2 separate regions of the Homo sapiens genome follow, and region 2 is linked to region 1. Evidence: read pairs that join two places in POLR2A ChIA-PET (ENCODE). Cell type or tissue: PC-9. All regions are shown on one strand. Links, peaks and the distances in the headings refer to the core of each region. The heading gives the core; the rest is flanking DNA.

Region 1 (11,196 bases), core at 3,944-8,943:
AGGCAGCCCGGGCAGTACAACTCAAAGGAACCTACTAATTGCACCAAACAGCAAGGCACAGCTAGACATTTCAGTAAATAAAGTGTGATATCATCATGGCTCACACGGGTTTACCTTATCACCCAGACCCATGCCTAGGGAGTGCTAAGACCCTGAAGAACCACAATCACAAGTGATGGCAAAGAACCTCTGGTCCAAGAAGAAAAACGCTGAAAGAAATTGGACATCAATGATCTTATGTCTCAGTTGCATTTAGAGGCTGCATCACTTTGCTGCCTATTATTGTCCTCATTAAATATGAGAGAGAGAGAGAGAGAGAGAATTAATTAACTATCATCACCAGGGGATATCTGGTAATTTTCGAGGTACATGAAGTGGGCAGACGATGCCATAAATTCAGTAAGAACACACTGATTTCTTGGCGGAGTCTTCAAGTGACTTTCTGCTTTACTCCACAAAAATCTTACTGAGTATACCCACTTCTCTGTTTCTACTCTATTCCTAATATCTAACTAACTTCTTCTTAGGTAGTCTCTTGGGAAGAAGGATAGATAACACGTAACACAATATATAATGCTTAGTTGACTGTCACAACCGTATTAACTACACTCACTTTTTAGAAGCCACAAAACTAACAATCACCAAAAGTCACCCTTGGCTTGCCCCCCCACCAAATACATTCACTTAAGGTAGGCTAGGAAGAGGACAGGCTTATGATTCAACCATATAGTATCTCTTAACAAAGTCAGAGAATCAGAACAGCCCATGAGTCCAACAATGATTATCAATGTCAAACTTAACTCAAATACAGACCTCAATGCCTCATTTCATGCCCATCAAGTTAAAAAAAAAAAAAAAGAAACAGTGGGGAGAGGAGAGGGGGGAGAAAAGCTAAAAACAAAGAAATATGAACAATGATGACAAGGTGCTGAAACATGGAGACAATCTCACATAGTCCTAATGCTAACCACCAAGTACCAGCTGGCACCTTTACAAGTTCTCCAATCAGTGAGCACCATTGCTTCTTGAATTGAACTGAATTCCTATTATTGGACTGGATTCTCTAGCACTGCCAGCTTTCTAGCAGGAGAAAAAGAGTTTCAGAGCATGAGGTAAAATAGAACTCTGTTTTCCTACTTTCAAAAACTCATCTCATACACCTACCCACAGCCCTCACTCATTGATAGTCAAGGAAGTCAGAGTCCATGGGTCTCCCATCTGTGCCCGAGCACCTGTCTCACAGTGAAAAAGGGAAGAGGGGGCTTATCCAGTAGAGGCTTTCCAGAAGATGCAGAACTGTTTCTGATAATCCCATGCTTCACTGCCCACTAGGCCAAAAGAGAGGGAGGCAGCATTTTCAACAGAGGAGACTTTCATGCCATAAATCTTCAGGCATTTGTGGGCACCAAGTGTCTTGCTGTGACTGAGATGGAACTAAAATAATTTACAAGTTTGTGTGTGTCCATGTGTGTGTGTGCATGTCTCTGTGTGTGTGTGTGTCTGTGTGTGTGTGTTACGTGGAAAGAATTTTAATATGAGAAGGGCATTAAATCAGTTTTGCAACAAGAAAAATCCTTTGTCTGGACTATTTCTGGGTGTTGGTTACACAAAACCTAAATAGTTGTTTAATTTCTGGAATTAATTAGCAAATATCTGTTTGAAACACTAGTCTTAAAGACTTCTATTGATAGCATACTCTTTTCTCTAAAATTGCCACAACACATTTTAATCATTTTTAGAAAAGATACACTACAAGATCCTTCAGCATGTAAAAAATTCTTTCATGATGTCTAAACAAATCTCAGGCCTGGTTAATTATACTGAACTTCAGATGTCTTCAGGTAATTCTTAGCATGCTGAATTTTATACCCCATTACCAATACATCTTATTTTAGATGGTGTTATGAGTAAGATTAACCAATAAAATTCAGGTAAACTCATCACTGGATACAGCAGACTGCACATCATTTGGTTAGATTGTATGCTGAGTCTACTCTCCAAATGTATTTATTCTCCTATTCTGCAGACACATACTCTACACATGTCTGGTTTGGCTTAATATTTGGCTGTTCCCCTAAAGGGATTGGTTGAGGGTCACCATATTTTCTCTTTTAACCAGTATCTGATAAAACTCTAACTGGGATACTACTATTCTTCACATGCATTTATATCAAAAGCTATTTACTCCCACTTCCCCCAGGCCAAAGTCATAATAGCATGTTAGAATCAAATATTTTCCATTGTTCTTTTATATATATATATTTTTTATTATACTTTAAATTCTAGGGTACATGTGCACAACGTGCAGGTTTGTTACACATGTATACATGTGCCATGTTGGTGTGCTGCACCCATTAACTCGTCATTTACATTAGGTATATCTCCTAATGCTATCTCTCCCTCCTCCCCCCACCCCACAACAGGCCCCGGTGTGTGATGTTCCCCTTCCTGTGTCCAAGTGTTCTCATTGTTCAATTCCCACCTATGAGTGAGAAAATGCGGTGTTTGGTTTTTTGTCCTTGCGATAGTTTGCTGAGAATGATGGTTTCCAGCTTCATCCATGTCCCTACAAAGGATATGAACTCGTCCTTTTTTATGGCTGCATAGTATTCCATGGTGTATATGTGCCACATTTTCTTAATCCAGTCTAAAGTTGTTGGACATTTGGGTTGGTTCCAAGTCTTTGCTCTTGTGAGTAGTGCTGCAATAAACATACGTGTGCATGTGTCTTTATAGCAGCATGATTTATCAAATATTTTCCATTGTTCTAACATAGATCCAATAAGAAGACATTTATAGAGTGCCTAACATGTTTGACACCTTGCTAAGGGATATAGATTCAGAGATGAGTAGTTGACAGTTCTGCCCAAAGAAAGATCAACATGATCAACATCTTATAGAGAAAATGAACCAATAAAGGAGCCAACACAGTATCATATGTAGTCATAACTGAACACAAAGCAGAAAAGTTTCAGACGGGTGCTCCCCAACTACCAAAGGAGTTGGGGTCCAAGTGGTATTTTAAAGAAAAGAAAATTTGGATTCACAGTCTTCCTTTCTAAAAATCCAGGCTATGAAGAAAAAGCTACTTCCTTTTAGGAATTTATCTGAATATCCTAAGGAGGTGAAATTACAAGAGTAGAGACAGTTGTGGTAGCCATGGCTAAGGAAGTTTCGATCCCTGGAGAAAGAGGATAAGAGGAGAGTCTGGGGAGATCCTTTTAACTAAAAGGTAGGAAAAAGAATTCAAACTTTGCCCTGAATCACAGTCTCTGCCTAATTCACATCGTTTGGACTGGAGACTTAATTTAGAAAAATTCTGTGCAGTCCAGGGCTCGCATGCTCTCCCATACCCTAGGGACTTCTGCCTCGTGGACAAGCTTGTTATAAATCTGATTTCTACTCAGTTATGAATTGAACTTCATTTTTCCTGGGAGCAACTTTAAACAGGAATAGTGAACAAAGTAAAAATCTAGAGAAGTAGCAGTGAGATCTTCTGATGTCAGCAGCTGGCACCAGGTAGGAAGCTCAAGGTTAAAGAATAAACATGACCAACCCAGCCCCCATCCCAATAGCCTACATTAGCATCCAAATCCAACTCTCCAATACTACACATTGTAAGCAGAATATAAGTCAGAAGGGTCAGCTTAGTAGCTCTCAACCTAGCCTGGCTGGAAATCCTTCTTAAGTTGGCTTAGGTAAGCTTTTAGTGTATAAGTGAAAACTTTCATCATCTTAAGCAATTTGCCTGTTTCCTGAAGTAGGGCTAACAAGATGGTTGAATTTTCTGATTCTTTTAGAAACTCAGATCATAAATCACACTCTTAATGAACAATTTTCATATTGGTTTCATTTTTATCATCCATTGGAAGAATATCTATAAAAGTTAATTAGGATAGATTTGGCTACCTAAATATTTAAAACTTATTTACAAATGCTTAAACAAAGGTAAAAATAGAAATAGTGAACTGAGAAAGTACATTTGCAACATAAAAAACAGACGAAAGGTTACTGTTCCTAAAGAGTACTTATAAATCCTTACCAGCTAGAGGCAATAATAGCCCAGTAAAAAGTTGGGCAGAAAATGAACTGACAACTCACAAAAGAAGAAAGACTTATGATCTATAATGATATGAAGAAATGTTCAGCCACAGTAACAATGAAATAAAGGCAAATTGAAACAGTAAGGTAGCATTTCATTTTTATGAGATTGGCAATAATTGAGTAATATTAGATGTTAATGAGCATGTGGGGAGCAGACCCTTCCGCACATTGCTGCTGGTGGAAGTGTCAATTGCTACAACTTCTTTTTTAAGGACAGTTTGTCAAAACATATTTTAAAATGTTTTAACAAATATAACTTTGGATTTATTCACTTCCAGGACTTATTTTTAGAAAACAATAATAGCGCAGTGCATAAAAAGTTTCACACAGTACTTAAATATTTTTGTAAGGTTTGTTTATAACAGCAAATTTTGAAAACAACTGAAGTGCTCATCAGAGAGGACTTAGATATAAACACAAACATACGTGGATACTGTGCAGCCATTTCAAATGATGAGATCCATGTTGCAGTAGTAGCTCCGAGCTACCAGTAGTAGTTCAGTGGCCAATAGATCTGTGTTTAAATTTTAGCTCTATTCATTACTAGCTGTGTGAACTTGGGCAAGTCATTTGACCTCTGTAAGCCTCACTAATCTCATCTTAAAGAAACGAGGATAACACAACTTCCTATATCTTAACATCAAAGTGAATTATATGAAAGGATGAATGAAAAGCTCTTAGTATACCACCTGACACACAGTAAGGGCAGAATAACTGTGAACTATTGTTAGTGACAGCCTGTGGATTCAATCCTGCTATGTGAGGAAAATTAAGATGAAAATAGCACTGTCAGTTTCTGTGCAAGATGGCAAACTAGCTCCATGGCTTTTGATCCTCCCAAGACCTTATTAAAATAAATTTAAAACCAAAAGAATAAGCTCATAACAGAGAAGAAAGAAGGGGCTATCAATAAATTGCTGGAAGACAGAAAACAAATGGGACAGAGGAACAAAACACAGAGCCAAAATAGTTGCATCTGTAAAGCAATGAAGATACTATTTAAAAACCTAAATAAGAAAGTTCTTTTAGTGATTACAATTATTAGTCATAAAAATTAATAGACTGGAAAATTATGTTGAAGCTTTTTGAAATGTAGAGCAAAATGACATAGGTGGAAATGTGAAAAAACAGATATTAAATAATAACAGTTAAAATTAAGATCACCAACATATACCAAAAGCACTAGAATATTTGCCAGGCACTGATTTATATTAATTGCATGTGTTATTTCAATCCGTCTTACCAGCAATCCTATGAGGTAGCTAATGATATTATTCTCTCCTAATAGTTGGAGAGGTTGAAGCATTAAGAAATTAAAAAGGCCAGGTGTGGTGGCTTACACCTGTAATCCCAGCACTTTGGGAGGCCAAGGTGGGAGGATTACTTGCCAGAAGTTTGAGACCAGCCTGGGAAAACAGGCAAGACACCGTCTCTACAAAAAATTTTTTAAAAAATTAGCTGGGCATGGTGACACACCAGTAGTCCCAGCTACTCAGGAGGCTGAGACAGGAGAATTGCTTGAGCCCAGGAGTTTGAAGCTGCAGTGAGCTATGTTCACACCACTGCCCTCCGGCCTGGGCAACAGAGCAAGACCTTGAAAACAAAAACAAAAAAAGAAAGAAAGAAAAGAAAAGAAAAGAGAAAGAAAGAAGAAAGAAAAGAGAAGAGAAGAGGAAAAGAAAAGAAAATTTGCCCCAGGCCACTTGGCTAGTACTTGGGGTGTGCACACAGCCAGTGTAGCTCTGTGCTGAATTGTCTCTGTCACCTGAGTACCTCCAAACCTCTGCTGAGAGCACGAAGAAGCAGGAACAACATTTTTCAGAGTGCTTACCCCACATGGTTTCAGATTACAGCCTCAAGCCAGTATCAGTGACTGGAAAGGTATTAAATAAGAAAAGACTATTATTCTCTAAAGGCAGTTGCAGACAGATATATGGGCAAAAGTTGGATGTGAGGTTTGAAGCAGCTTAACATTTGAGCATCTAGAATCAAGCACTTTGGAGTTATGGACTGAGCGAGTCAGTGACAATTCAAGAAACTTTCACTCTTCCAGCCCTTCCAATGCTTATTCCTTCTGTTGAGACACTTCCTACTGAGAGAACACAGAAAGTCTTTTATTTCCCTGACGAACTCATATAGGTTCCAAATGCTGAGACCTAATCCTGGAAGTCCAATATCTAACTGACAGGTGTTTCAGAAATAGCACAGAAAACTGAAGGGAAGAAATTATCAAAAAGTAGAATCTTAGTGCTCAAAAGATACAAATCTTACATGAATAGGGTTCATGTCCAGCATAATGAATTAAAAAGTGAAATAGGCCAGCTGGGTACAGTGGCTCACACCTGTAATCCCAGTACTTTGGGAGGCCAAGTCCAGAGGATCGCTTGAAGCCAAGGGTTTAAGACCAACCTGGGCAACATAGCAAGACCCCTCCCCTACAAAAAACTTCTAAAAATTAGCTGGGTGTGGTGGCACATATATGTAGTCCTAGCTACTTGGGAGGCTGAGGAAGGAAGATAACTTGAGTTCTTCCAGGAGTTCAAGGTTACAGTGAACTATGATCTTGCCACTACACTCCAGCCTGGGTGACAGAGTGAGATCCTGTCTCTAAAAATTTTCTTTTTAATTTGAAAAAGGAAAAACAAATATGTAGGCAACTTTTTGGTATTTTAGAATTTTGAAGACTAAAAGGACATATATTTCAGAGAGGAGAAAAAAGTAACCTACAAGAAGTGCAAATTAACTGGTTCTCACTTCTCATCACCACCATATGATGCTAGAAGATACTGGGAAATGCCTTCAAAGTTAGGGAACGTTTCCACCTAGAATTCTATACCCAGCCAAACTATAAATCAAGACTTAGAGCAGAATATAGACCTTTTCTGGTAGTAAAGACCAAAATTTTAACTTCTGTGCAAAATATTTTAAACAAGGATGAAATTCTACTTCACTTGATAAACTTTCAGCAGAATGCAAGATGATATGTAATCATTTTAATACTATAGATTTATTCTTATGAGTATTAAAAATATGTAGCATAGCAAGCTTCCATAGCTATGTATATTATTTAGAAGAAAAGTATTACATATATTTAGGTATTAAAAATACATAATAGAATAGAGAGTAGGTGACTATGGCAAAATTGTGAAGACAGCACAAGAATGACTGAAATTTGGGAAACACCTTGCTAAAGTAAATGCCTTAAGGTATTATTTATTCCAAATATATCTACATTGGTAAATATATTTATAAATATATTTACAAAAATATTTGTAAAAGAAGGGACTTTCATGTAAAAGAAGGGACTTTAAGGACACTACAGAGCCAAAAGCAGAAACTCATCAACTGCAGCAATACCAGGACAGAGGAGCCCAGAGACTGTGATTTGTTGGCTCACCCATAAAGTTGGCCCAGCTTCCTTGACTTAGACTCATATTCATTGTTCTTCCCACCCCCAATCCCCAGTAGCCTCTGACTATGTTTCCCAGGAAGCCTCTCCCGCAGGGAAGGGAACATGAGGATACACTGAGCTGTGTGTTTGCCTACAAGTTCCACTTCTCATTATAAAGCAGTGTTTAGCAGTCTGACTCATGCATCAATACCTTTATTTTTACTTCCTCCCATTTTCTCTCTTATTCTTTTATCCTGTTGGGTTGTGTCTTTTTGTATAACTAATCTCAAATGTTATTTGGAGTGAGAAAGAGTTTAAACAAATATCACTAATGACCCTAACTTCACTTTCTTGTGAGGTGTGGCAGCCCCTGGACCCTGATTCCCTGTGGGCAACTGGATGCGCTGGAGCTTCTGGTCCTACAGAGCTGGGATTAACCCAGCTCTTTTGATATGTTGCTCAGGGTTCTTGGTTCCACAATCAGACTAACTCAAGCTGTAAGCAGAAAACAAATTTATTGAAAGGAGGTCAAATAGTTTACAAGAGAGCTAAGAATGCTGGTGAATGAGGCCTGGTGTATGGGAAAAAAACACAGGAAGCAAAATAGACCCAAGATGGCATGTGAAGTCTGTTTAAGAGGCTACCATTGGCATTGTCACCATGACCACTAGCTATGATTTCACCAGCCACACCTGACTCTACCCTCCATCAGAGGCACCAACCTTAATCTCTAAAGGTTCACTGGAAATTTGCATTACTCAGTGAAGAATCAAATCCTAGCCAGATGTTCCTAGTGGCCTGAGCTTCCGGGGAAGGAAATGTCTAACCCTTTGGGCTTGGGCTTTCTTTATTGGTATTTCCTGAAATAGGAGGGCAGGGCAGGCAAAATAGTCAAAAGTCCATTTCACTTGGTGACCCTGTGAGGCTCTACCAGAGCAGCCAGCCAACTCATGTCCCTGTTTATTGTCACCTCTTTTTTCTTTTTCTTTTTTTTCTTGAGACACTTGTTGCCCAGACTGGAGTACAGTGGCGCGATCTCGGCTCACTGCAACCTCCATCTCCTGGGTTCGAGCGATTCTCTTGCCTCAGCCTCCCAAATAGCTGGGATTACAGGCACACACCACCATACCCGGCTAATTTTTGTATTTTTAGTAAAGACGGGGTTTCACCATGTTGGTCAGGTGGGTCACAAACTCCTGACCTCAGGTGATCCACCCACCTCGGCCTCCCAAAGTGCTGGGATTACAGGCGTGAGTCACTGCACCCAGCCATCACCTCTTTTTTCTTGTCAAATTTAGCAGTTTGCAAGTCGGGATACTTATGCTACATTAGTTATATTTGTATAATATATATTTTTTACTTATTTCCAAGTCATACTCTAAACATGAGTTTCTCATTTACATTTTTAGAGTCTTTTTATGTGTACTTCTGAATAAACATGCATGAGGCTGAGAAGTCTTTCCTGTTAAATTCTACTGGGACATAAGTTTCACATTACCTATGAGCCTTTTTCATTGAAAAACAAAAATCCTTCCAGAACAAGAGAAGGCTAAAAAAAAAAAATAAGAAGAATAAAAATAAAAAATAAAACAGAGAACCATTTTGAGGATAAGTTCAAAGAGACTGAATGTTCCAATGTAATTAACCACCAACAATGTAAGATGCTTATTTCATGAATTCTTGAAAGAGATCTTAAACTATGATAGCACAGAAATCACTGAATTGCTTAACTCAAGAGTTAAATAGATGTCTCTGGTAAATTGGTACCAAAAAAAAAATCTGTGAGGAAACAAAGACATCCATTTTAGTGGCATGTGAAAGATGATGTAAGTATAAATAAAGAAATATCAACCGTTGGTTGATACTCTTTGCACTAAATTATATTCGTAAGCAAGATTTGTATGTTTTGTTGGATCTGACTTTTCACTACCCTGTTACAATAATATTTCTTTTGTTTGTTTTAGTCTCCTTTACATTTACAGTGTCCTGGAGGGTAGTGGTGTTAAATTTAATTTGTCAACCTACGTTTAATTTTACAAGAATCCAGATCAAACTGCTATATAAACAAGAATTGCCTTGCAGGAACTTCTTAGTGATTAGGCTGGAGAAGTCACAGCTGAACTAAAAAATATGCTGCCAGTAGTACTTTTTCATTTTCCCCCTTATAATTTTAATGGCCCAAATGAAAGAGCCTTTTTTCTTTAACAATAGTATCCTTGTTGAAAGTCCTTTAAAGAACTGTTCTACGACACTGAAACAGTCTAATTAAACCATTAATATAACAATGATGTCAAGAGCTGCTAAATTCAAAGAAGGCATTTCCATTTCATGGTAAATATTGAAGGTAATTTTTTTCTGGCATGTAGCATGAGTCCCAGTTTGGGAACTCTTGTCCATTACACGTTTCCTTGCAGAGAAATATCATTAATCTGTGATACTTACTACAATAGTGTATTATTTGCCTCAACAGAGGTAGTCATTGAAACTGCATATTATCAAGGCAGCTGGCCCATTAAGTTTTTACAAAGGATTAAGGGGTTATATGAGTACCCAACAGCTGCACCAGCTAAGATAAAACAAAGGTTCCCAAATCTTATGCCTATTAGTATATGGAATGAAATGATACATTCTTTATCCATGCAGTAGGATATTCATATTTAAAAAGAAAATTAAATTAGAAATAAAAGCTCATTCATTCAAATGCAAAGCATTGTGCGAACACAAATGAAGAAATGTAGAAAGAAATACAAAACATTTCCCCTTCTCTTGAGAAGCCTACAGAGTCTCAGTAGGCATGATTTAAAAGTTCAAAACATTAAATAAAATTAAAGATTTAAATAAAAGCCTGAGTCACCAAAGAAATTCTGCAAGTTAGTTCATGAATAACTGCTGAACAATACACATGGCTGCAATGCAAGTTTCAGAAGTGAGAACATTTCAGGGCCAGAGGTTAAAGGAGAAAGTTGACGTAATCAAGACCTTAAAGATTGGTCTGAAGTGTGTGTACGAAAGTTGGAAGTAATCTGAGAGATCATCTTCTACCCCAGTGTTTCCTAAACTTACCTGTTAAAAAGACTCACATATGAGAAATCTAAAAATAAAATTCCCCGGGGGCCGGATGCGATGGCTCACACCTGTAATCCCAGCCCTTTGGGAGGTCAAGGCGGGCAGATCTCTTGAGGCCAAGAGCTCAAGATCAGCCTGGGCAACATGGTGAAACCCCACCTCTACTAAAAATACAAAAATTAGCCGGGCATGGTGGTGCATGCCTATAATCCCAGCTACTCAGGAGGCTGAGGCATGAGAATCACTTGAACCTGTGAGGTGTAGGTTGCAGTGAGCCAATATCGCACCACTGCACTCCAGCCTGGGCGACAGAGTGTGAAACTCTGTCTCAAAAAAAAAAAAAAAAAAATTCGCCAGTTCTTTTCTCTGCCCTATTGAACCATATATGCCAGAGAAAGAGCCCCCAAACTGTGTTTTTTAAATGCTGCAGGTAATCATTTTCATCTGGAAGTTCTGGGAAAATTGTTCTAAGCCAACCTGTGATCTCAGCAAATAAAACACTAAACAAATACCAAATATAAAAAAGAAAAAAGCAGAAAGGAGACAATGGGGTGTGTGTGTGTGTGTGTGTGTGTGTGTGTGTGTGTGTGCAGACAGATAGTAACCACCAGGGAGTCCAGCAGGGAGGAAGATTT
Region 2 (11,196 bases), core at 2,723-7,722, 62 kb after region 1:
TCTTTGTAGAATTTGAAAGTGTTAACCTCATTGAGCGTTACTTCCCTCAGCTATAAAAAATGGATATAACAATTTTTTTCTCTGATGTTGCTTTAAAACAAAGTGAGATAAAGAATGAAAATTTCCAATTTACAAATATTTCTTAACAAAGCGTAGATTTGTTCCTTTCTATTCCAAAGCTAATGACTTCAGGTGAAATGGTATCTTGAGAGTGGGGGGCATTCTGAGGAATCAGTCTCAGACCAAATTCATGTAATCAGTTGAAAACGTCCTGTTTGATTAGTCCCTTTAAACTCTTTATGTGCCTTTCCTGTCCTCTAATTCAGTTTCTAAACTTTTGTTCAGTATCACATCCCTAAAGAAGCCTTTTTAGACATTTTTTCTGATCGTCCTCTCCTCCATGAGATTTAATGCCACAGAGACACCATTATGTTGTTTGTGAACTGTATATAGGTATATCTGTGCTTTATACATTAAAATAGTAAGAAAATGTTAAACCCCCCAAGAACCAATTTTCACCCTTTGGTGGACAATATTGTTCCTATTGAGAACACATGGTCTATAAACAAACAAAAAGTTAGAAGAATCTTTGAAGAGATAATCTTTTAAAGCCTGTGAAAGAAGACATTATTGAATTCTTCTGAAGAACAGAGTCTTCCCTTCATCATCTCTTAACTATTAGAGGTAGAAAACTTTGGCGAAGTTTTAACAATTTCTTGATTTCCTATGTTTAGCCAATGATGTTCAGGTCAACCTGTTAGAAATAAAGAAAGAAGCCTCAGATGCAAAAAAGTAAATGATGATGCTAGGCCCCAACCTACTGATGTATTGTTTTCTACGCAGAGTATAAGATATACTATCTGCAGCATAAGTACAGTAATAATGGAGCTAAACCTCAAAAAATTAGTCCCACATCACTTGACTAATAGGTTTCTACTTTACTCCATGTGGATGTCCAGATTTTGCCCAATTAAACTTTCATTTCTTATTTAAAATTACAGCTAATACTTACCATTGAAATTTTGGGGGGAAAACTTTGCTAAACTGCAGTGTTTATTTGACTTTTTAAATAACTGTGATGCTGAACAGTAAGAATTAATTTGCACACAGGGCTTCTAAAAAGTGGGCCACTTCTTATTTTGAGAAAAACTTCAAAATTATGTAATAAATTTCACTGAGAAATAAAATATTGACATAAATAACAATAGAACAATATCAAGTTTTTGGTAAAATAAAAAGTTATTCATGTGAAAAATAAAATAATAGAACAATACTAGGTGCTGGGGAGGATGTGGAGCAACCAGAAGTCTTATACACTGCTAGCAAGAATGTAGAATTTGAAAGTGTCAACCTCAGTCACTTTGGAGAACAGTTTGACAATTTCTTAACACGTTAAACATACGTGTGCCTTGTTACCCAACAAGTCTACTCCTAGATATAGGAATTTACCCAAGAGAGATGAAACATAAGTCCACAAAAGACTTGTACATAAATGTTTATAGCAGCTTTGTTCATTATAGCCAAGAACAAATTATGATATATCCATACAAGCTAATACTACTCAACAATAAAAAAAATTACTGGGGCCGGGCGCTGTGGCTCAAGCCTGTAATCCCAGCACTTTGGGAGGCTGAGGCGGGCAGATCACGAGGTCAGGAGCTCGAGACCATCCTGGCTAACATGGTGAAACCCCGTCTTTACTAAAAATACAAAAAAATTAGCTGGGCATGGTGGCGCATGCCTGTAGTCCCAGCTACTCGGGAGGCTGAGGCAGGAGAATGGCACGAACCTGGGAGGCGGAGCTTGCAGTGAGCCGAGATTGCGCCGCTGCACTCCAGCCTGGGCGACAGAGCAACACTCCGTCTCAAAAAAAAAGAAAAAAAATTACTGGATAAATGCAACAACATGGATGGGTCTCATAAACAGCAAGCTTAGTGAAAGAAGCCAGACACAAAAGTATACATACTGTCTGATTCCATTTTTATGGAATGCTAGTAAAGACAAATCTAATCTATAGTGACAGAAAGCAGGTCAGTGGTGCCTGGGGCCAGGGGTGGTGAGTGGGAGTGTTGACTGGGAAGGACACAGGGAAATTTTGGGATGATGGAAATGTTTATATCTTGATTGTGATGGTGGTTGCATAGATGTATGCAAAAAAAAAAAAAAGAAGAAGAAAAAAGAAAAGATACAAGAAGTCAAGAAAGAAGCCAGTCACAGAAGACTACATTTTGTATTATATAAAATTCCATTTATATGAAATTTCTAGAAAAGGCAAAACAATAGAGACAGAGAATTGGTCAAGAGTTATCAATTGGATACTTAAATGGGTACATAAAAAAACAGGTCAAAATGTTGTTAAAGATTCAACAATTCAAGTTATCTGCTGTGAAAATGCCATAAAGAGTTAGTATCTCTAGAATCATTATAGCAGTCATCTTCTAGTGCAAGTCCCAGTACCATTTTTAACAGCCTTATTGAGGAATAATTTGCATATCATAAAATTCTCCCATTGTAAGTGTACAATTATAGAATTTTTGATGACTATATATGATTATGCAACCAGCACCACAGTCCAGTTTAAAACATACCCATCACACCAGAAAGTTCCCTCACACCTGTGGCAGTCAATCCCCTCTCCCACCCCAGCCAACCACCGAACCAATTCTCTGTCTCTATAGTTTTGCCTTTTCTAGAAATTTCATATAAATGGAATTTTATATAATACAAAATGTAGTCTTCTGTGACTGGCTTCTTTCTTGCCTTCTTGAATCTTTTCTTTTTTTTTCTTCTTTTTTTTTTCTTTTTTTTGAGACGGAGTCTCACTCTGTCACCCAGGCTGGAGTGCAGTGGCTCAATCTTGGCTCACTGCAACCTCTGCTTCCCGGGTTCAAGCAATTCTCGTGCCTTCAGCCTCTCAAGTAACTGGGACTATAGGCACGAGCCAGCACACCTGGCTAATTTTTGTATTTTTAGTAGAGACAGGGTTTCACCACACTGGCCAGGCTGGTCTTGAACTCCTGACCTCAGGTGATCCGCCTGCCTCGGCCTCCCAGAGTGCTGGGATTACAGGCATGAGCCACTGCACCTAGCCCTTCTTTTTTTTTTTAATAACTTTTTTTTTGAAATGGGGTTTCACTGTGTTGTCCAGGCTGGTCTTGAACTTCTTCCTAGGCTCAAGCACCCTTCCTGCCTTGGCCTCCTAAAGTGCTGGGATTACAAGCATAAGCCACCATGCCCAGCCCCTTTTTGTTTTCTTAAGATGAAGAAGTTCTAGTTATGGGACTTGTAAGAGACATTAGTTGCAGGTCCAGAGCACACATTTGCCGATTCTCAGTCCAGGACTTAGCTGTGACACCATGCTATTGTCAGGATACAGTATACTAGATACAGGATACTAGAATAGGAAAAAAATAAACCTGGTTTAGGGGATCAGAATGGCTATTTCTAGCCATCCAACTCAACTTATCTGAGATTCAATTTTCCCTTATATACAATGAGGATAATAATGTCTAATGCATAGCTCTGTTGTGAGGAATAAATTAAGTGTACAGAGTACCAAACATAGAGACAGGCAAACATTAGGAATTTAATAAATGATAATTGCTGACTAGAAAATCACTTAAAGTACAAATGTTCATCTTGAGACAAAGAACATAAAGAGGGAAAGTCATAAATGTTGGAAACTGAAGATTAGGGTTTAAACATTGACTTATTTAAATCTCAAAAGAAGCATGAATCCCTGCCAGGCATAGTGGCACACACCTGTAATCCCAGCAACTCTGGGAAGCCAAGTTGGGAGGATTGCTTGGGGCCAGGAGTTTGCCCAGGAGGCCTGGGCCACATAGGAAGACCCCATCTCTACAAAAAAATAAAAATTTAAAAAAAATAGCCAGGCGCGTGATTTTTTTAATTTACACGCCTGTAGTCCTGTAGTCCCACTTGTAGTCCTGACTACTCAGGAAGCTGAGGCTGAAGGATTGCTCAAGCCTAGGAATTCAAGGCTGCAGTGAGCTATGATGGACCCACTGCACTACAGCCTGGGCGACAGAGTGAGACCCTGTCTCAAAAAAGGAGAAGAAGAAGGAGAAGGAGAAGAGAATAAGGAGAAGGAAGAGGAATAGGAAGAGGAGGAGAATGAATCTCACAGATTTAAGACAGTGCCAGCTAAATTGGGAATTATTTGCTAAATGTAGTTAACTGAACATTGCTTTATTTCTTTGATAAGAGGACCATTTTATAAATAAGCTGGGTGTTTTTTTTTTTTTTTTTTGCCTAATTTTATGAGTGACTCAATAGTTCTCAGGCCTGGCTGCACATTAGAGTCACCTGGGGAGTGTTAAAAATTACCAATGCCTGGGACCCAGCCCAGAAATTCTGATTTCATCGGTCTGGAAAGGGGCTGGGGCATTGGTGATTTTAAAGTTTCTCCTGGCAATATTAATGTAAAACCATTGTAAAGAACTCACAGCAGCATTAACAGTTTGATTCTCTGGGTCTTAGGGAATGTGTTCAAAATTGTGGGGTGAACTGTCTTTAGAGTATGCCACTCTGACATCTTAGAAAGAGACAAACCACAGAGACTAGCTGTACCCACCCAGATGTTCTATCCACAGATGATCTTTTCTTATTTTTCTACATGGTGTTGTATGTTTGTGCAATCAAACATAAGGGCTTTGCATGAATGACATTAGCTATGTCTGCTCGGAAAAAGGAGGTTGCCCTTCACCTCCACATCCTGTGCTGCCACTTTTCTTTTGAGTCCTCGGTCAGAGCTGGGTGTTTAAACATATATTCTGGGTTTTTTTTTTTTTCATCTTTTATTTTGGATTCAGAGGGTACACATGCAGGTTTGTTACATGGGTATACTGCGTGGTGCTGGGGTCTGGGACATGGATGATCCTGTCACTCAGGTAGTGCAGAAAGAGTAAACATGTATTCTTAAGCAATACATGTATATCTCATGAGTCACAGCTTCAAGAAGACAAATACAATCTGCATGGACTGGTGCTCTAATTAAAAACTCTAAAGACTCAGGAGGCCTGGATAAGTCTCCTGCCCTCTTTGGTCTTCAAATATTTAATTTGTACAATTAATGGATTTCCTTTTATAACCCTAAGGTATTTTCCAGTTACTATGATTCACTGGTTGTAATTCTCATAACTAATATAATAAAGAGCAAATTCTTTATATAGCATCCATTTAGAACTCTACTACTAGTACTAAACAATTCCTAAAATAAGGGTTTATATCTCTGTTAAAGTCATTAGTACATACACATAAATAATATCTTGGTCTTTGACTAGTATATTTATTTACCAAGAAATGCAATGGCTTAATCTATACTTTCCAGAAGGAACTGACTGCTGTCATCGAGGAGGAATAGTCACATAAATAAATTATTGTTCTTCACACATAGTACTCACAAAACCTTAGTTAATTGATTATTCAATTATGATATTGTGAAACTGTAACATGACATTAATCATTACCTGGTGAAATGATCATGGGCCTTTGTGTGATGCTGCGGCTTCCTGGGAAACTCACTAATGTATTCACATAAACCAGATGTGCCAGAAGAAAGCTCTTGCTGTGGAATTGATGGAGAGTTTGTTTAAAGAAAGGAAAACAACTCTAAATAGTAAAATAAATATTTTCTTCTGCCTTTGGGTGACCTTATGCTCAACCTCTTCCCTTATGAGAATGCTGTCTCCAAGCCTGTGGTTCTATGGCATGTCAGTAATCTGAAAAGTCTATCTGAAGTCCAGCAGTGGGCCACTGCCCAGCCTCACAAGCCTGATTTCCTCTTCTTTTCTCCACAAACACCCACATACTTATTAGCTCCCTCAGTTCTTAAAATGGATTCTTTTTATCTAATGCCAACTTATCACTGTATATCAGGTCTTTGACCCTGAAATATCTTTAGTAAGTTTGCTTTTCTTTGTTGCTAAGGCAAAGCCTGGCAGATTTACCTATCATCAAGAAGCTCTGATTTGTGGTGGTGCTAAGTTTGGAAGAAATATGAATCAATGAAATAACTTACCTGAAGTAAGAGTCACTTTAAATTAAGTTTATCAGCCCAGTCACTTGTAAAGGTTTGAAGACAATAGTCATGATGTAATAAAAGAGTATGCAAACTCAAGAGTTTAGATACACCTCAAGCATATAATAGAGTAACAAATTTCAGTTATGCAAGATGAAGACGTTCTAGAGTTCTGTTGTACAACCTATAGTTAGGAATTCTCCCTCCTCAGCCTCCCAAGTAGCTGGGACTACAGGCATGCATCACTGCACCCAGGTAATTTTTTAAAACTTTTTTGTGGAGATGAGCTCTCATTATGTTGTCCAGGCTGGTTTAAGAGCGTTAGTGCATCATGTTATGGTTAACAATCCTAAGGAAACACCAGTAGGGCATCACTCTAACACTGCCATGGAGCTATCTGAAAGAAGCTAGAGGCTATTAAGCCAAATGCAAGGTGACACACACAGAGGCCATACACACTAACCACAACCTGAGAGCACCTGAGATAGGAAATATGTGTTCCAGGAAGGGGCCTATCTGGGACCATATTACCGTGTGTTTTCATGTCCATTTCTGAAACTAGGCCTACTCTGCATGACTATCTTAATCTCCTCAGGCTGCCATAACAAATACTATAGACTGGGCGGCTTAAACAACAGAAGTTTATTTCTCACAATTCTGGAAGCTGGAAAGTTCAAGCTCAGGGTGCCAGCATGCTCAATTTCCGGTGGGAGCCCTCTTCCTGGCTTGCAGACAGCCCCCACTTTGTTGTGTGCTCACATGATCTTTCCTTGGTGCATGTATGTGAAGAGAGGGCTCTGTCTGTCGTCTCCTTTTAAGACCACTAATCCTATCAGATTAGGACCCCATTCTTATGACCTCATTTAACCTTAATTACCTCCTAAAAGTTCTCTTTAAATACAGTCATATTGAGGGTTAGGGCTTCAACATATAAATTTTCCAAGGACGCTATTCCGTCCATAGCAATGATATAGCAACCCACACAGACTATCCCTAAATGTAGAAATCAGTGTTACTCTTCAAAGCAACACATTTTTAAAAATATGTCTTCCAAATGCCTTATTTTTGACAACGGAATCCTTTGTCCAAAATAAATTTTACAAAGATCCTCAGTATATAATATAATAAATAAATACACTGGACAGTAAGTTTGGGAAATGTGTTTGATCTGTGTAGGGATGTACAGTTGTATCTGCACTAAACTAGCTCTGCAAGAGGATACAGAAGAGATTTCAAAGAGCTGTCATCCTAGGTAAATGGCCCAGATACATGCTCCATGAACCCCCTCAGGGAAACATCTTTGCTATTAAACAGGATAATCTGTAAGCAGAGCCAAAAAGGACTTTGGATGCAAGAAGAGACCAGGGGATGTCTCATCCTGAGTCATCAGGATATTTCTCAGGAGGATTTAAGTAACTGGTCTTACAGTTAAAGCCTCCTATAAAAATGTACTCCATTTAGCATTTAACTAATAAAACCAAGTACCTACAAAACTAGAAGCTTTATCCCATTAAGGAACCTTTCAGGACTTGGTGTTTGCATGAAACAGAAAGTAATCATTGCTATAGGAGAGTCCAAGTCTCTTCATGAAATCATTTTAAAAAATGTATTCTACTGTGGTCAGGAGAACTCTTGCATTATGCATATTTTGCTACCAATTAGTCTTGGTGAAGAAATGGCCCAGTTTTCTCACTGGCAAATTAAAGGGTAGATTAGGCCAGTGAGTGTCAAGCTTTAATGTACAAAAGAAATCGTTAGGCAGTTTATTTATTATTAATAATATGCAGGTTTTTAACCTGTAGGCCCCACAAAAATTTTGATTCACTTGCTCTGTGACAAGATTCAGGAATCTTAATTATTTACTGGCACCCTATTGATTGTGATACAGGTAATCAATAGATTCCTCACTACACACACACATACACACACACGAAAAAATGAAATGATGATCTTTAAACTCTTTCTGTCTTTCAGATACTATAATTCTGTTTTTAAGGTTCATATAAGCAAAGCAGGATATTAGGCCTACATTCCTGACCTATCTGCCAAAGAATTATTAAAAACAAACATCTTTTGCTCACTCTAAGCACACTGGATGATGCCATTATGATAAAGTCCAGGAGAGAGAAAGAGATGAAATCATGATGTCTAAACTATATTCATTTTTGTGACCTTCATCCTATATAAGCTGCTTTCCACCTTAACTGTGCATGTTCAAAACATTGCCCCAAGGTGAGAGAAAATTGCTTGGAATGTTCCTTCATCAACATCTGCTCTCTTTCTTCTGGCCCTGCTATCAACCCCGTCTCTGTGAAATCTCAGAACCTGAATTCCAGTATTTAGATTAAAGAAAAGGGGCTTCTCTGCTGTCTCTTATCTCTGATTCCATTTCCAAGGCCATTAATATATTTCAGGCAGACAGATTTTTGTTTTACAGACTATTTCTTTTTCTAGGATGTTCCCAGTCATTTAGAACATCATCCATATATCCAGGCCATCTTTCTGTGATCACCATTTGTTTTCAGTTGATACAAATGGAGTTTAAGACAGTTTCCTTGAAGGCAGGAATGCTGTGTGTGAATTGTGACTCTATGAAAAGTTACAGTGAACACAAAAGCTAACACTTTGTAAGAACAGTACTCTGCAAGGGGAAATGGAGAGGACAGTATAAACATATGATGTCTGAATTAGCAAATGAAACATAAGTTTATGTGATGATCCAATGGAAGGACCAGGTAACTGAATGTTTTCATGGAGTTTCTCAACTTTGGAAGGAATCAGTGAATGAGGAGGAATTAATGACCTCATTGGGAGATTTTCAGCTGGCTTCTTCTACACTATGAGACCATCTCCAGGCTTAGGATGAGTTTGCTTAGTATGATCATCCTAGGACAGTCCCTTTGCTGCCTGGTTTTATCCCAACTGTTCAAAGCAGCTTCATTAAGATTTTTTCCCTGAGAGAACTCAGATTGGAGCTTCATCAAATACCACTAGCCTTTGACTTTCTGCAGAGAAAGTTAATGAATATAGCTTGGAGCCAGACAAATTAATTTTTTACATTTTCTGTTTATTTTTAACTCTTGTTTCAAAAGGGTAGAGAGAGTGGAGACATAACAATCAAGCTTTTACAGCCAAAATCCAGGGGTGAGGTCATGTGGTCCTAGAAAGGAAGTGTGGGGAAAACATTACAAACATTGGCAGGATGCTTCCCCCATAGCATTATCACATTGCTTTGTGACTGGTATTTAATAGCTATCCTTTCTCAGACTAGAAGCTCCGCTAAAGAAGAGACCAAGGCTTCAATAATCAAAATCTAGCAGAGTGCTTTAGCACATAATGGTAGTTTGTAGCATGTTTAACTTAAAAGACTCCAGCTGAATGGACACTTCCCATTCAAGTATAAAAAAACTGTAGGAGGAGTTGGGCAGATGTTAGTAAAAGGATACAAAGTTTCAGCTTGGGGAAACAAGTTCAAGAGAGCTGTTGTATAATGTGATTACTATAGTTAATAACAATGTATTGTACTTTTGTATACTACATATGACATTTTTATTTGTCCATTAAAATAAATAAATAAATAAATCCATGTACAATATATTTTGGAGGCTTAGATATTTTTTTTAAAAGGGAAAGGATATTTTTAGTATATTTAGTTTCCCCCTCTTTTGGTCTTTAGTTAATCCTTAACATGTAAAATAATTGACAGGTGAAATTTTTGTGGCTTAAGGCTAAAGCAAACCTACCAGCCTTTGGGCTTTTATGACAAATTTTCCCTCCTATCAGAATAAATGTAATAGTAAATGTTATAACTGAAAGTCTAAAACAGCGTGTTACACAACATTCAAAATTATACAAATCTTTGGAATTCTTAGTGGAAAAATGACTAAAAGGAAAGGAAAATGGAAGAGTGCCAAAAATTGCTAATAATTATAAACCAATTGGAAAAACTACAAAGTATATTTAAGGCTGCAATCTGGTTCAGACTTTCTCTTCTTTGCCACCAGTTCTTGAGCTGAGTGAAGAAGTAATGTATTTGGATGCATACAATTCATTGTGTGATATTTAGGCCACTTAATTAGAGCAAACACATAGTTTTATCAAAAAACTGGGGATGCTTTTGTGAGTGAAAAGGGGCACTAAAGAAGGCCTGTTTCAAACAACCCAAGATATGTGGTTGCTGTGCTCTTCATCCACTTAAGGGGCTTCTTTTTATTCTATGTCATTTGTTCAAAATGCTCAATATTTGCTAAGAGGGAGATCTTAATTCAACTCCCACAGTGTGCCAGGTAGAGGTGAACATAAGTCTCCTTCAAATACCCAATTGCAGCTGAGCTGTAAGGACATGGTCCAAAACAGTGTATTCCAAAACGTGGGATACACCACTGTGATAGTTAATACTGAGTGGATTGAAGGATACAAAGTACTGATCTTGGGTGTGTCTGTGAGGGTGTTGCCAAAAGAGATTAACATTTGAGTCAGGCTAGGGAAGGCAGACCCACCCTTGATCTGGGTGGGCACAATCTAATCAGCTGCCAGTGCAGCTAGAATATAAGCAGGAAAAAAAAATGTGAAAAAGAAAGACTAACAGCCTCCCAGCCTACATCTTTCTCCCATGCTGGTTGCTTGCTGCTCTTGAACATCAGACTCCAGGTTCTTCAGTTTTGGGACTCGGACTGGCTCTCCTTGCTCCTGAACTTGAAGACAGCCTATTGTGAGACTTTGTGATCATGTAAGTTAATACTTAATAAACTCTCCTTTATATATGAGCAGTTCTTAAAATAAGATTGGAAAACAGATTTTCTTATTGTACCCCATGATGTTAAGTTTTCTACATAGATGTCTGCATGGTTCATGTAGTGTTATTAACAGAATACCTGAAATGAAGTATTTATTTAAAAAAAAAAAAAAAGCAGAGAGGTGGGGGTTGGCTTATGATTCTAGTGGCTGGAAAATTTGAGACTGGGCATTTGCATCTGGTGAGGGCTTCAGGCTGTCCTCATGGCAGAAAGCAAAATGGGGAGCTTACAAGCACAAAGAGAGGGAAACCCGAGGAACATCCTGGCTTTATAACAACCCACTCTCTCAGAAACAAATCCATTTTTGAGAGAACTAGTCCAGTCTTACAAAAGTGATAATATGGTTTGGCTGTGTCCCCA

The links. Peaks named below come from ENCODE experiments on the same cell type or tissue, not always from the same donor. Only the 100,000 strongest peaks of a DNase experiment are listed, where the experiment ranks them.
Region 2: POLR2A ChIA-PET joins it to region 1 with 6 read pairs; 8 of 35 experiments call an interaction of 5 or more read pairs at or near these places.

The regions. Positions count from the first base shown.
Region 1 is chr3:111,740,057-111,751,252 of GRCh38, forward strand. It overlaps a transcript of PHLDB2 not described here. Among named protein-coding and RNA genes, the nearest start is that of PLCXD2-AS1, 68 kb to the left of the region's middle. In PC-9, for the core only: no CTCF peak of the experiment used is centred there; DNase peaks (open chromatin) are centred at 5,915 and 7,605; H3K27ac peaks cover 2,727 bases.
Region 2 is chr3:111,803,695-111,814,890 of GRCh38, forward strand. LOC105374040 (a long non-coding RNA gene) reads right to left here. Exons shown (of 4, transcript XR_924333.4): 3 at 5,490-5,587; 4 at 1-754. It also overlaps a transcript of PHLDB2 not described here. Among named protein-coding and RNA genes, the nearest start is that of PHLDB2, 50 kb to the right of the region's middle. In PC-9, for the core only: no CTCF peak of the experiment used is centred there; DNase peaks (open chromatin) are centred at 4,957 and 7,397; H3K27ac peaks cover 1,407 bases.